Linked DNA regions of Homo sapiens: region 2 is linked to region 1. The links are chromatin contacts, found by Hi-C or POLR2A ChIA-PET in ENCODE. All regions are on one chromosome and are shown on one strand. The core of a region is the stretch at or near the end of the contact, and the rest is flanking DNA. Distances in the headings are between cores, read along the strand shown. Region 1 has its middle 48 kb from the start of SASH1. Region 2 holds the start of SASH1 (SAM and SH3 domain containing 1).

What was found. A loop is a pair of places that touch in the nucleus more often than their neighbours do. ChIA-PET counts read pairs that join two places held with the same protein, here RNA polymerase II (POLR2A). Pooled maps may share reads with other maps.
Region 2: a map of dorsolateral prefrontal cortex shows a loop between it and region 1 (2.0-fold over the local background). The contact joins the promoter of SASH1 here to the enhancer-like site in region 1. A Hi-C loop is called at or near these places in 7 of 168 maps with a recorded cell type or tissue (Caco-2, HepG2, PC-3 and 4 more) and 5 of 50 pooled maps. POLR2A ChIA-PET finds 5 or more read pairs at or near these places in 6 of 52 experiments (AG04450, H1, OCI-LY7 and 3 more).

What each region holds. Positions count from the first base shown.
Region 1 is chr6:148,292,902-148,297,600 of GRCh38, reverse strand. It overlaps a transcript of SASH1 not described here. Among named protein-coding and RNA genes, the nearest start is that of SASH1, 48 kb to the left of the region's middle. Within about 2 kb of position 1,913, at least 2 of the 41 ENCODE cell types and tissues checked have a DNase peak (open chromatin) inside an H3K27ac peak, as active enhancers do; they include dorsolateral prefrontal cortex, where a contact is called at or near this core.
Region 2 is chr6:148,339,985-148,345,128 of GRCh38, reverse strand. It overlaps SASH1 (SAM and SH3 domain containing 1), which reads right to left and starts at 2,291. Exons shown (of 20, transcript NM_015278.5): 1 at 1,906-2,291. The coding sequence starts at 2,061. RefSeq lists an enhancer at 3,065-3,644.

The DNA.
Region 1 (4,699 bases), core at 664-3,163:
CTGCCTTGGCCTCCCAAAGTGCTACAGGCGTAAGCCGCCACACCCGGACAATAATTTTTTAGTATACATATATATCCCAAATACTGCATAGGATGGATGTATGTTAAAAAATATTCATTATTTACATAAAATCTAAATTAAACTAGATGGCTCATATTTTTTTTTACAATCCTAGTTTCAAAGTTAGTATCATTGTTCTCATCTTAAAGTGTTGTCACAATCAAATAAAGGTTGCTTAATACATAAACCTGTCACTGTCTTTATACACAATGTCTTTAGTCTAAGCTATTTTACCATCCTCTTTATGCAGGAAAATAAACAAACCAAAGAGGAAAATGACTTCCCCAGTGACGGCCCTGGTGCGACCCTCTCCACAGGGTCTCTCCTTTGTAGTTCTGGAAGGTCGGCTGCTCCCCGCGACAGCGTGCACCATGCCCAGAGTCCTACTCTCTGTGCTGAATGAACCATAGTTCACACGACAGACTCTCTTCAGGGTGCTCTTCCAGAAGTTTTCTGGAAGAGCAGCAGTCCTGTCCATATGGAAATACTAGAAATTTTAAGAATGCAACAGTAAAGAGATTCTCTTCCCTGAAGGCCTTTCTTTCCTTAGGTTAACCTCATGCTGAGGAAAAGCATCCACAGCTGCAGCCCTTTGGCTCTTGGCCTTTGCTTTCACAAGCATGAAAATGTGTGCTTTCAATATTTTGCTAAATTCCCCAAATCCTTTAAACAAGGAGCAACAGTGAGGGCAGAGTAGTAAACTACATCAGACTTGGGTATCCTCCATGCCAGCTCCTTCTCATTAAATGCTCTAGGGGAAGAAGCCCTTGTCCTTGACCCCTTTCTCCAAACTGCCGCACCGAAGGGATTTTGGACATGTGCCCACATACGTGTAACACTCTAGATAAACAAGTTTAGGGAGACTGTAGGTCCCAGCATGCTGCCTTTTGAGTCGGACAGAGCAGCGTTTAGAACCAACTGTCCTTGGGTCAATCACTCTATCCTATTGAGCCTTAGTTTTCTCATCTATAAAATGGGGCCATGAATACAATGAATCCCATAGAGTTACATGAAATATTGTTGTAGTTATCTCCAGGAACATAGTAACTGCTAAGTAAGTCTACTACTTTAAATATAAAAAATAAAATACATACTTAATGATAATAATACACAAGGGCCTGGGGTAGTGGCTCATGCCTGTAATCCCAGCACTTTGGGAGGTCGAGGCAGGTGGATCACTTGAGGTCAGGAGTTTGAGACCAGCCTGGCCAACATGGCGAAACCCCATCTCTACTAAAAATACAAAAATTAGCTGGGCATGGTGGCATGCTCCTGTAATCCCAGCTACTCGGGATGCTGAGGCAGGAGAATTGCTTGAACCTGGGAGACGGAGGTTGCAGTGAGCCGAGATAGCGCCACTGCACTCCAACCTGGGTAACAGAGTGAGACTCTGTCTCAAAACAACAACAACAAAAACAAAAACAACAAAAAACAAAACCCACAAATATCCCATAGAAATTTGCTTTTTAACAAGTATTCCCTCCTTTAAAGTAACAATGATTTCCAACAAGTTTTGATGGTAACTAACAAAAGGCGTAATGAAAGTCAATACATATAAGAAGTGGTATTAGAATAATACGAAACTTTGTTTCATTGTTTGGAAAAATTGGACTAGGGCAAAGGATAGAATACAGACTGTCAGAATATTGAAAATTAACAATTTCACTAAGGGGCAAGGTGTGGGCAATACAGCAGTTGTCCCCACCCACCAGGTGAAGTGCTGGCTGCTGTCAACACACAGCCCTTCTTTGTGCTGGGGTGTGAAGGAGAGAGGCATGGCAGGAACAATTCTGCACCGTTCTTCAGCCCAACTGCACGTCCTCAGACAGGGGACAGTGCTTTTCTGCTGGAGCTGTGCTGCCATACGCCGCCATCAGCTTAAACTGAATGTATCACAGGCTGCCGAGATAACTCTCTGCCCTGTGGGATTGTCACCCGGTTGATCAGTAATCAAAAGAGAGCTGGCAGGGTTGTTATTAGTAATATCACTTGTTTCTGTTTTTCTCCATTACTCCCCCTCTCCAAGGGAGAAGAAGCTGAGTTAAGAACAGAAACCAGAATCTGGGTTCTGCTCACCCAAAGAATAATGCATCCATTCTGTTCAGAAAATGCCTTGATTGTTGATTTGTTTACTTCAGCTCCTTCTCTGAAGGAGAGTATCAGAATTTTGGGGACAAAGCAAAAACTGGAAGAGAGAGAGATAAAGTATGCACGTGTGTGTGCAAACAGAGAACTCCTTTCTCTAAGTGCTGAAAATGCCTCTGTAATGAGCCTGCCCACCCAACTGCAGCATCAAGACTAGGGTTATTTTTCCCCCAAAGCTACATTTAAACTACCTAAAAGTGGGTAGCTAGGAATGCCGGTACTCGTTTACTTCATTATCAGGACCTCAGTTTACTCATCTATAAAATGAGGACATTGTATTAGACTGGTGTGTGTACGGGTGTGTATGTGTGTGTGTGTGAGAGAGAGAGAGAACGAGAAAGAAAATAATAATAGGTCTTATTAGTACAAAAGACTTACTAGGCATCCATTAATTTTTCTTTGCCTATTTCAAAAGTGGGAACCAGATTCAATTCTATGCATTTTCACAAAATGGCTGTGCCAGTGTTTTTTAATTCCCATTCTTTGGAAAAGGCAGATGTCAATATAGAGCACAGGGAGTGGTGGAGACTAGAATACCTTACTGAGCTGTGGAACCCCTTTAGAAAGAAACTCAGCACTTTTTCCAAGTTCTTTTTTCCATCCAATAAGATATAAGGGCAACTCAAAATTTTAAGAAATTTTTGCTCCCCTCTCGTTCCTCCTTATGATTAAGACCTTGGGATCTGATCACACAGGCTGAGGGTCACAACTCCACACTGCCGTTTATCAGGTGTTGTTTAAAACGTGGGGCATTAGCAATTCCAGGCCTCATGCAGGCTTTTCTGTGTAGGAAAAATAATAAATAGAACAGTAGCAACTATGTATCACGTACTTAGTTATGTTCCAGGCAGGGTGCTAAGCAAGTGTTTCACCAGTTGCTGCTTAATCTTCCTACCTCCTGGTGAGAAAGGGCCTATTACTATCATTCCTATTTGGACTTCATTCTGGTGAGGAAGGATCTATACCATCCATCCCTACTGAGAGGTTCAGTCATTTGTCCAGAGTCTCAGAGCTCGTAAGGAAAGGGTCCAGGATTTGTACCACTCTGACCCTGAGGTCTGTGTTCTCAACCGTTCCTGGATTCTGCCCCTGGTCTCCATTTCAACCGCTGATCCTGCGACAGTTTCTTGGCTGTGTAGCCTCATTTGAATTCTTGTCTGCCTTCTCTTGTGGCCAGTAACACATCTGCAAAGCCACTTGTGGCCATGGACCCGAATTTTTTTGTGCAAAATCCAAGCACGCCTCTTTAGAAATGTGCAAATGACCAGTGCCACTTGGGCATCTTTGGGTGGCGGGGCCAGCCCAGGTGTGGCTGACATAGTCATATGGTGCTTTTCAGAGAATAGATTCCCTTTGCCTCCCCAGATCCATGCCAAGGTCTCAATTGCAATTCACAGGCTTTTTCATGAAACAATTCAGCCATCCAAATTAGGCCAATGACTATTTCTCAGATTTCTCTTGCTCCCTTGAGAAATGTTAATGCTCAAAGAGTGTATTTGAATAAGAAATATTTCCCAAGTTCCAGTGAGAGACTAGAACCTTTGCTTTTCCTCCTCCCGGGACGGCTGGCATAGTTGTTCTAAGGTAAGGACTATAACAGCATCCTAGACAGAATCTGGAACACTGTTGTCCCTTGGGGAAAGCTCTAGCTAATGGCTTCTCCTAGGATTCCAACTCACAGCACCTCTTGAGCAGGCTTAAAGGGTGCTGGCATGTGGGTTGTAGAAAATTTAGATCCTGGCATCAGTGGCGTAAACAAGATTTCTCCAATTCCCCTCCCCCTCCCCCTCCAGACTAGCTGAGTCTCTGGCTCCGACTCTGCCCACGCTGCCTGGGAAAGTACAGCTGTCAAGAAGGCAGGTGGAAAGCCTCCACACACAGTGCTGCCCAGTGTCCAGGGCCAAGCAAGTGGCGCCAATCCAGTGCCATCTCCGAAACCTGTGGGATGCAATCACTCCACTTCCATTCAGAAGGGAAGAATAAGCAAACAGTTCAAGGACACTTCCTCACCCCAGGCATGTATCTGACAGAACTGCAAACCAATCGGAGATGTCTCACTGGCTGCTGATTCCTGGCTGCATGCAAGGAGCCAAGCCTGAGGAGAAAAAGGGCAACATCTTTGCTCAGTGCTAGTCTGGAGTGCTCTGGTCCTGAGAACATCTAGAGGGGCATTCCCAGCAGCACTGAGCACCTACAGGGTTTGGATCGTTTAGGGTGTGCAGGTTGCTCTGTGGCCACTATATCCAGGTGAAATGAGCCCTTTGAGATTATTACAGATCATGGTAGATCTTATACACCTTTCTGGGCTGCTGTTGATTCACATAGACCTTTTTTTTTTTTGAGATGGAGTATCACTCTGTTGCCCAGGCTGGAGTACAGTGGGTGGTGCGATCTCGACTCATTGCAACCTCCAACTCCCAGGTTCAAGTGATTCTCCTGCCTCAGCCTCCTGAGTAGCTGGGATTACAGGCACATGCCACCATGCCCGGCTAAT
Region 2 (5,144 bases), core at 1,042-3,541, 47 kb before region 1:
AAACCAATTTCCTCAGTGACTGAAAACTTAGAACTGGATCTAGACAAGAAATAACAGGATAACTTAAAAACAGTCTATCGGGCGCGGTGGCTCACGCCTGTAATCCCAGCACTTTGGGAGGCCGAGGTGGGCAGATCACAAGGTCAGGAGTTCGAGACCAGCCTGGCTAACATGGTGAAACCCCGTCTCTACTAAAAATACAAAAATCAGCCGGGTGTGGTGTTGCGCGCCTGTAATCCCAGCTACTCAGGAGGCTGAGGCAGGAAAATTGCTTGAACTCAGGAGGCGGAGGTTGCAGTGAGCTGAGCTCGTGCCACTGCACCCCAGCCTGGGCGACGGAGCAAGACTTCGTCTCAAAAAAAAAAAAAAAAAAGAAAAGAAAAAGTTTATCACAACTTTAAAATGTCCATTAGGTTTTCTGGAACTTCAGTGAAGGATCATATTCATCTGTATACTTCAGAAAATGCAAAAACAAAACCTTTTAAATCTAAAATATATATTAGATTTAGGTATATTATATACATGTGCTATATATAGTATGTAAATATACATTGCATGCATATTTATATACATTTTTCAATACTGGAGAGTGACAAGAGCAGATAGAAATCTTTAACCAACGCTCGCTGGTTCTCTGTATAGTAAGAATCATAAATACCAATGGTCACCTGAAAATGGAGTAACTGGGCTTTTAGGATGTCCAGAAGGAAGAGACAGGAGACTTTGCAGGAAACAAATAAAACCTGAAAGACAGCTACACTTATTGAGCCTCTACTATATGCTATACAGTCTGCTGAGTACTTGATACACACATCAACCCAGCTAAATCTCAGAAACCCCAAGAAGCAAGTCTTCTTTTCTTCAATTTTCAGGTGATGAAACTGAGGATCAGAGAGGTTGAATGACTTGGCCAAGATCATGTAAACAGTCAATTGGAGAGCTGGCATTTGACCTAGTATAACTTACTTTGAAGCCCAAGAGTTTAATCACTGTGCTAAAAACTGTACACGGTTTATCATTCCCAAAGAAGAACTTTCACTCCATCTCCTCCCACTCAAAAAATATAAGATCTCAAAGCAAATCTAGAGACTTTTCTGATAATCTGCACATCTGGCCATTCCAAGTCTTTAAACTAAAGTTGTCTTTTATGTATGGATTAAGATGTCTGACTGTAATAAACCTCGCCCATCTGATTCCAGTCTACCTGCCTAACTACAGCTCCACCAAAGCAAATCTATTACTTCCCCAAGGTATTCAACCCTGAGCAGGTTAAAACTTCACCCTCCATACAGAAGAACTGCTTCCCAGAGACTATGCCAAATCCAGGGGCGCTTTTAGTCACTGGACATTTCAAAATACATGACAGCACAGATTTAGCAAAATAAGTCCTATTGTTTTAGCCCCAAACATATAAAACAAATATCCTGTAACTCCACAAATTGAAAAACTGCAAAAAAAAGTAGGCAAACATTTTGGCAGTTCTGAGTAAGGAAATGTTTGTTTTCCCTCTTGTGGTCACACAACAAATGGTGAAGAGATAAACATCAGTAACATCAGCCTTTTCCCTAATCCAGCACCAACCAAATATTTATTTACATCTACTTTTTGAAGGCCTCTTTCTCGCCTTTTCCACACCAACATGTCAGCAGGTGTCCCAGATTAAACTGTTGAATATCATACCCGATTGTTTAAAAAACACCTTTTGACGGGACCTGTGGCTGGTTATTTTTTAATTAGGGTTTGAAATCCTATACTGTGTGTATTTAGCCCCCTAAGAACTAGAGCCAGAGAAGGACGCCTCTGCGGAGTGGGTTGCCCAGTGGGTGGGCGAGAAGGGAGCCCCCGGTTTCAGAGGGGCTGCTGCGAACTGTACTTCCTGCGCCGCCCCCTCCCCAGGTAACTTACCAGGATACCCATCACGTCGGTCCAGAGTCGGGAGAACGCCTCGGATGTGCCAGCACCCGGCTTGGGCTCCGGTTCCGGCTCCGGCGCGGGCTCGGGCTCCGGCTCGGGCTCGGGCTCAGGCTCCGGCCCCGGGCCAGCTGCTCCCGCGTCCTCCATGGCCGTGTCCCGCGCGCGGGCCGTGCGTCCCAGTCCCCGCGGCGCCCTCGCCCCGCACCCGCGCGCAGCCTGCCCGGATGCCGGGTCCCCGCCCGCGGCGTCACCGAGCCGCGCCCCCGCGCTGCATGCCCCGGCGGCCCCGGCCACCCCGCGGGGGCCCTTCGCAGGCGCCCGCACCTCGGGTCTAGGTGGCCACGGGCTGCGCGACTGACAACTCCAGAAACTTTCCCACCCCGCTCGGCGCAGCAACAGGGTAGCAGGAGGCAAAGTCCGCACCACTGAGTTGTACGGCGGGGAATTCGCTCGGCCCAGAAGCAATTAAACCCACTGCAAAGGCGTTTCTTCCTGTGACGGGAACCAACTAACTAAGGCACGCGACTCGTTCCTTCTAGCAAGTCTTGGCAGGACCCGGCAGGGGTGGCCGCGGAGCCTCTAGATCTTGGAGGGAGCTCCCCGGGACCCCTCTCTTCAAAATGAGCTCTTCCAGCTCCACATGACTCTCTCCCTCGAGGCTAAAGAAAGCGTTTAGCAACAAAAGGTGCTCTGATGTCAGGCTCTTTGCATGGAAATGAGCCTCGGACAGGAGAACAAATCGCCTGTTGAAAGAGCAGCCGCGCCGCGGTCTCCGGCCCGCACAAGTTTCCAATCACGCTATTCACGGAAACGCTTTTGGTAACGGAAACCCGAGAAAGTTAATCTTTAAGCGACTCCCGCCCAAAGGCTTCACAAGTAGTCCGTGTCGCTACAATGCATACCTCGCCCCTCGTGAAGTCAAGCGACCCAAGGAATTACAAATCCTGCCTCTGCCAGCCAAGACTTCTCTGCAAAACAAGTGTGAAAGCTTGGGCACGAGCCATTGTTTGGATCATTTTTTATGAGTGGGGGCATTTTGGCTCCTGAATGCCCACAATGCCATGCATTGCTAGGGCTTTCGGCTAATTAAGGGAAATGCGCTTTGGGTTTTAATTATTCCTTTACATTAGGGACACAGGGAAGGGCTATTTTCGAAACTAAATTCAAATGATTGTGTAGCCAGTCAGCCTACACACACTTGGGGCCCTGTGTGTGTTTTTCCAAGGGGAAGCCCCAGGACAGATTTATTTTATAAGGGAACTAGCCCTGGAGAGGTGATTTTTCCCTTTTGTGATTCTATCTTTCAAGACTACTCAGAGTTTTCCTTGGAAGGTGACAATGCACGTCACATTCGATTTGGTGATTGATCACTTTTGAAACAGTTAAGAAACCACATGGAGTTTGCTCCTCTGTTAGGGCCTTGTGGTTTAAAAGGAAAAAAAAAAGTGAGATGCCCCAGGGAGAGAGCCCTGCTTGTTTTGAGGCCTCTCCTGTTTCTTGTTGATTGTGGGGTTTTTTTTGTTTGTTTGTTTGTTTTGTTTTGTTTTGTTTTGTTTTCCTTCTGAGTCCACTTGAAAGGGGATAAGAGCATGTCCTTGAATTCCCCTTGTTCAAGTATTAAGTGCTGTGAGCACCAATCAATGCAATGGGTGAATAGTCCTTACAGGAAAGTTCAAAATGTAAAAACATTTTCAAAAGTAACTAAATTTATAAACACAATCCCTGATAATTTTTGTGTGTTTTTGGCGGGTGCGGGGCTGGCGCCTGTAATCCCAGCACTTTGGGAGGCTGAGGCGGGCGAATCACTTGAGGCCAGGATTTTGAGAACAGCCTGGTCAACACAGCAAAACCCTGTCTCTACTAAAAATACAAAAAAAAAAAAAACAAAAAAAAAAAACAAAACATAGCAAGAGTGTTGGAACATGCCTGTAATCCCAGCTACTCAGGAGGCTGAGGCAGGAGAATAGCTTGAACCCAGGAGGCGAAGGTTACAGTGAGGTCCTGCTGCTGCACTCCAGCCTGGGTGACAGAGGAAGACTCTCTGTCTCCAAAGAAAAAAAAAGTATGCTGAAAAATTTTTTTAGAGACAAGGTCCTGCTCTCTCACCCCGGCAGTGCAGTGCTGCAATCGTAGCTCACTGCGGCCTTGAACTCCTGGGCTCAAGCAATCCTCCTGCCTCAACCACCTGAGTAGCAGGGACTACAGGCACACCGCTGCACCAGACTAATTTTTTAAATTTTTTATAGAGACATGATCTCTTGCTGTTGCCCAAGGTGGTCTCAAACTCCTGGACTCAAGGGATCCTCCCTCCTTGGTCTCCTCAAGTGCTGGGATTATAGGCATGAGCCACTGCGCACAGTCTCTGACGATAATGTTTGTGAAAGGAAACCAAAAGAATTATTAAATTTCTCCTTAATAGCATTGAGGCATTGTGTTGAAGTAGAAAGAGCACTGAACTATGAGTCAGTACAGCCAGGTCTTGTGCTTTCCTAGGCTGATGCCGGAGTTAGGCCAGATGGGTTTTCAAGGCTCCCTCGTGCTCTGTGATACTTTGAATAAAAATAAATTCAGTTAAGGCTGATGAGGTTTTTTTAATTGTCATTTCTATAAATAGATAAATATAAGTAAATGATAGGAAAAGATAAATAGCCTTTACAGTTGACTGTATTGGTATATTTAAGAATTTGAATTTATTCACCACGTGATACTTTTTTTTTTTTTTTTGAGACAGAGTCTTGCTCTGTCACCCTGTCGCCCAGGCTGGAGTGCAGTGGCACCATCTTGGTTCACTGCAACCTCTGCCTCCCAGGTTCAAGCGATTCTCCTGCATCAGCCTCCTGAGTAGCTGGGATTACAGGCATGCACCACCACGCCTGGCTAATTTTTGTATTTTTAGTAGAGACGGGGTTTCACCATATTGGTCAGGCTGGTCTCGAACTCCTGACCTCATGATCCACCCGCCTCAGCCTCCCAAAGTGCTGGGATTACAGGCATGAGCCACCGTGCCTGGCCTGGTACTTTCTTAAATTTAAGAAGATGCAGAGGACTGTGCTGCTTCCAAGGGGCAGCCTGTTCTCTACATAAACACTTTCCAGCAAATAACTCAGCAAGGAGCCAGGCAAGCCGGGCAGTTGGGGCTGGGGTTAGGATGAAGCCTGACTCTCCAGCACCAATCCAGAATCATTTTCTTCTTGACTCATCAGATGACCTGGGGCAAAGCATTTGACCTG